Linked DNA regions of Homo sapiens: region 2 is linked to region 1. Evidence: chromatin loops called from intact Hi-C (ENCODE). Cell type or tissue: IMR-90. All regions are shown on one strand.

Region 1 (2,500 bases):
ATCTCAGGTGAACCACCCTAATCCAGTGTGCATCTTTAGGCATGCACTTCCCTTACCACTCCAGCCACCCTGCTTCCCTCTCCGCCTTTTATCTCTGACATTATTTTTTTTTTTTTTAAGAGATAGGGTCTCACTCTGCTGGACAGGCTGGAGTGCACTGGCACAATGATGGCTCACTGCAGCCTTGACCTCTCAGGCACAAGCAATCCTCCTGCCTCAGCCTCCCAAGTAGCTGGGACTACAGGCATGCACCACATGCCCGGCTAACTTTTTAGAATTTTTTTATAGAGACAAGGTCTCACTAAGTTGCAAACTCTTCTCAAACTCCTGAGCTCAAGCGATCCTCCCACTGCAGCTTCTCAAAGTGCTGAGATTACAGGTGTGAGCCACCACACCTGGCTCTGGCATTAGCATTTCAGCCCACCCAAAGCTATTCTTCCCACGAACCAAGTGTATTACTCCCTGCTGACTCACCACTCTATCTTGAGTTCCAAAAAAAATCAAATGTTTCTAAAGTTAAATAGTTGCCCTAGATTGTGTTAATTTCTTCAGTCTTTGCAAGGAATAAAAACTGAGGGTGAAATAAGCTGATAGAATCACCACTGGCTACCATAATAAAGCATTCATACCAAGTGCAAGGCAGGGCTCGGTGGCTCATGCCTGTAATCTTAGCACTTTGGGAGGCCCAGGTGGGTGGATCACCTGGGCTCAGGAGTTCGGGACCAGCCTGGGCAACATGGTGAAATCCTATCTCTACTAAAAATACAAAAGTTAACTAGGCATGGAGGCCCACACCTGTCCCAACTATTCGCGAGGCTGAGGTGGGAGGATAGCTTGAGCCTGGGAGGCAGAGGTTGCGGTGAGCTGAGATCATGCCACTGCACTCCAACCTGGTTGACAGAGTACGACCCCTTCTCAAAAAAAAAAAAAAAAATTCACACCAAGTGCAAGAAGCAATACAAACGACACAATAAAGAAAATCCCAGAGGAGATAGAAGCAGAAATAAGAACTTAAATTTTTCATAAAAGACTAATACAATAATTTTGGATACTCTGATACACGTATAAAATTCTTCAAAATTTCCTGAGATGAAAAGGTAAATCCCCTGCACCAGGACAGATAGCCTGAGTTACTAGTTTCATAACTAGAATTATGAAAGAGGAATGCTCAAAGGAACAAGCTGCATTTGGAAACATTTTGCAATTTTCAGACCTGAGATCAGTTACCCAAAAGATGAGTTAAAATATTCTGAAAAACAATCTCTTACAATAGACGTCACTAAGCCAGATATGATCCTTCCCCAGAAACAAAAGGAAAAACTGATCATGAAAAGATCTTACCACTTCCTGTGGAATTCAGAATCATCTGAAACACTACTGGAGAAGAAAATAGAGGGAAATATTGCTGGATTTCTTAGTCTTTGCTTGTACCCATTCAATTAATCTTATAGTTTTTCAAACTTATTTTTAGGTTTATCTTATTAACTCTTTTATCTATATTTCATGTGGGAGTATGACAGTCCCTTTTATTTAAATTATCCTACCATTACTATTGAAACTTTTTAAATCAATATTATTCTAAAGCTTTATTTATATGAGGTCAGACTTTTTTTCTGGCTGGATAGGGTAATAGTAGTTGTAATAATTAAAAGTGAAGGAATAACTTAGATCAGAATAAAAAAATATTCCCTGGCTTTTTTACTTACAGGAAATTGTAGATTATTCCTTTCCAGAAGGTGAAAAAAAAATCTTGTGTGAGTAATAAGACAAATTTTCACACAAATAACCAATAACATGAGCTAGACAGATGTTGTTTATAAATTCTTTTACTTGCGCCATTTCTTTGGGAAGTTAGGAAAAAGAAAATCACTTAAAGTACAAAATAATAGATGCTTTGCCATTGGGGCCCTATTATAATATGAAATAGACAAAGTTCAAGTGGTTTTTAATATTAATAGTCTAAACTGTAAAATCATGAATGGTACTGTAATTGGGTTATTTTGGTTGCAGAAAGATCTACTTGTAACCAGCTGCAGTGATAAAGGGCAATTAACAAAATAAAGTTACAGGGATATTTCATGGAAGCTATAGAACTCTCTCCCCTTTATGTCTCTCAACTAGATCGCTATGCTTCCCGGTTAATATGGAAGAAAATTACTGACAACATATACCAATGTATCCTCCACTTAAGAAAGTACCCCAGGCTAGGCATTGTGGCTCATGCCTGCAATCCCAGCACTTTGAGAGGGCCAGGTGGGCAGATCACTTGAGTCCAGGAGTTCAAGACCAGTTTAGGCAACATAGTGAAACCTTATCTCTACTAAAAATACAGAAATTAGCCAGGTGTGGTGGCACTCTCCTGTAATCCCAGCTACTCGGGAGGCTGAGGCACAAGGTTGCTTGAATCCGGGAGGGGGAGGTTGCAGTGAGCCGAGACTGCGCCACTGCACTCCAGCCTGGGTGACAGAGCGAGACCCTGAATAGAAGGAAGGAAGGAAGG
Region 2 (2,500 bases), 52 kb before region 1:
TACGAGAGTCTTTTAAACTCTGCTGCTGACATGGCGTACAAACAGTGGTCTCTAAAAGTGCATTTCATTCACTTTGGGTAGGTCATGCATTATAATATCATTTCCCCCCAAAAGTAGCTATTACTATTACTTCCTTGAAAGGGCCAGGAATATACTTGGAAGATACAGTGAGAGCTACAGTCTGGAGCATCACAGCACAGAGCTGTTGCCTGATCCCTGAAAGTACATTGACAATCCCTAAGGTCCATAGAGAATCCAGGCGACACTAGTCTTGGGCAAATCACAGCATAGAGTTAGACTTGGAATCAGACAGGCCTAAGTTTGAATTCCAGTTAGAGTGCCATCCCTAAATCCCAGTAAATGAAATAACACATAATATGCTTAGCCCAGTGCTTGCCACACAGTAAACACTCAGTAAAGGGTAGCTTTATTATTTTTTTCAAAGGAATAAAGGAGAAGAGTTGCACGGCCTTAAATAATTCTCCAAATTTATTTTGAGTGAATGCATTTTGTGCTAGAGCTTTTCATTGGTAACCAGATCAACAGAGCTTAGAAAGCACTATTTTGAGGTATATCAGATGAAATGAACACATGCAGTGATTATGTTCATATTTGATACAGAGGGATCTTATTTCATTGTCGTCTTCCTTCTACCATGCTATATCCATCTGTAGTTCTGTTTTCCTTTTTAAATGTTTCAAACCTTACCTTTCTTTGGAATCCAGCTTTAAATGGACTACTTCCTTGAAGCTTTCCATGCCCACTCTAGTTTATAGTAACATCTTCTGATGCAACCCCCACCTCATTGCATTCCATATTTTCACTCATTTGGCACCTCATCATACATTGCCTGGGGCAGTTCCCTAACCAGTTCCCTGAAGACCCACTCTCTTGGTTCTTTTGTACTGCCTGTAAAGCTTAATTACAGAGCTGGCACAGAGTTCCCAGTAAATTCTTGTTGAATTAAATCTCTTATTTGAAATTTCCAATGCCTCCACTCCCCTTCCACAAATTCTCTCAATGTAGGGAAATCTCTTTAGATGACTAACCGGTGTTAACACCTCAACCCAAACTGACATTTTCAAATTATTTAGATGCTTCATAATTTTCCAGTGTGTTCTACCAAAACAATGTTTACATGAAAAGAATATAATTATTCAACATTTTTCCTAAGACTATGGTAAAAGCCAGCAGCATTGCCCCACTTAGAGGAGCTAAAATAGCTAAAGGTTACATGCTTTGCCTCAAATAATAGACTTAGTGAAGAGGGTAGAAGTAGAAATGAGGTCAGCCCCCCAGAGCAGTCTGGTGGCCTTGAGCAACCAGGAAGGTAAAGCCGGTACCTCAGTTAAATCACCAAGTTTACTGGAAGTGCATATTTTTCATGTGCCAAATTCAGTAAGTCATGGAGCAAATGTTTATTTTGCTATGCTTTAAAAAGTTGCTTTGCTTCTTGTAAGTTTTCTCAGTGGAAGGGTTCCAAGTTATGACTTAATCTATGTTTGCAGCATTGCACTGGAAACAGGATTTGTCTGTGAAATGGCTCTGTCATTTGTGGACCACTTCTGTAGGGAGATTGTGGATTTAGGAAGGGCAGAAGCAACAGCAGATATGCCTGGTGTTTGAATGGATGTGCCTCTCTCGGAGGCAGCAAGCAGCATACCCATATTATAAAGTTTTTGATTTTCTAACATCTGAAGACAGGCATCCAGCCTTGCAGAACAGCCAGGTGTCTGTTCTATAGACTACAGTTCCTTGTTTCCAGAATTACGGTAACCAAATAATACACAAGGTCACCTGATTGCACTTCCCAACAACCTGAACAAAGAGCACCTTTGCGCTTGCTGGTAGGTGCTGTACCAGACTCTTTGTAATCTGCCTTAGGTCAGAGAAGAACAAGCCATTACCAGTATGGGAGTCCATCCCTAGTCAGGGCTAGTTGCTATTATCCCTTGAATACTCTGCAGGCATCCCACAAGACATTTGAGACTTCATATTTGTCAAATAATAGAAATCTGGCTGGCCTAGTGGCTCATGCCTGTAATCCTAACCCTTTGGGAGGCTGATGTGGGCAGATTGCTTGAGGCCAGGAGTTTGAGACCCACCTGGGCAACACAGTGACATGTTGTCTCTACAAAAAATTTAAAAATTAACTAGGCATGGTAGTGTGCCTATAGTCCCAGCTACTCCAGAGGCTGAGGCAGGAAGATCCCTTGAGCCCAGTAATTCAAGGCTACAGTTAGCTCTGATCCTGCCACTGCACTCCTGTCTTGGTAAAGGAGCTAAACCCAGTCTCACCAAAAAAAAAAAAAAAAAATCTTACTAGAGATTTGGGTTATTACAAAAGGGATCACTTAAAGACTTTATGTCTTAGAGACATATTTCTTCAGCTGGATAAACAGTCCATATAATCATACAGTAGACAAAGCAAAAGGAAGATCTTAGTGACAGCTTAAATCCAGGATAAGAAATTAGGAAGCTGCCTTTATAGAGACACCAG

What was found. A loop is a pair of places that touch in the nucleus more often than their neighbours do. Peaks named below come from ENCODE experiments on the same cell type or tissue, not always from the same donor. Only the 100,000 strongest peaks of a DNase experiment are listed, where the experiment ranks them.
Region 2: it touches region 1 in a loop (2.2-fold over the local background); 15 of 110 quality-filtered maps call a loop at or near these places.

The regions. Positions count from the first base shown.
Region 1 is chr5:91,177,406-91,179,905 of GRCh38, forward strand. All of the region lies in intron 6 of LOC107986432 (a long non-coding RNA gene), which reads right to left. Among named protein-coding and RNA genes, the nearest start is that of LUCAT1, 140 kb to the right of the region's middle. In IMR-90, no CTCF peak of the experiment used is centred here; DNase peaks (open chromatin) are centred at 1,296 and 1,796; H3K27ac peaks cover 455 bases.
Region 2 is chr5:91,125,242-91,127,741 of GRCh38, forward strand. The region is part of intron 87 of ADGRV1 (adhesion G protein-coupled receptor V1); the gene reads left to right. Among named protein-coding and RNA genes, the nearest start is that of LUCAT1, 190 kb to the right of the region's middle. In IMR-90, no CTCF peak of the experiment used is centred here; a DNase peak (open chromatin) is centred at 1,450; H3K27ac peaks cover 1,318 bases.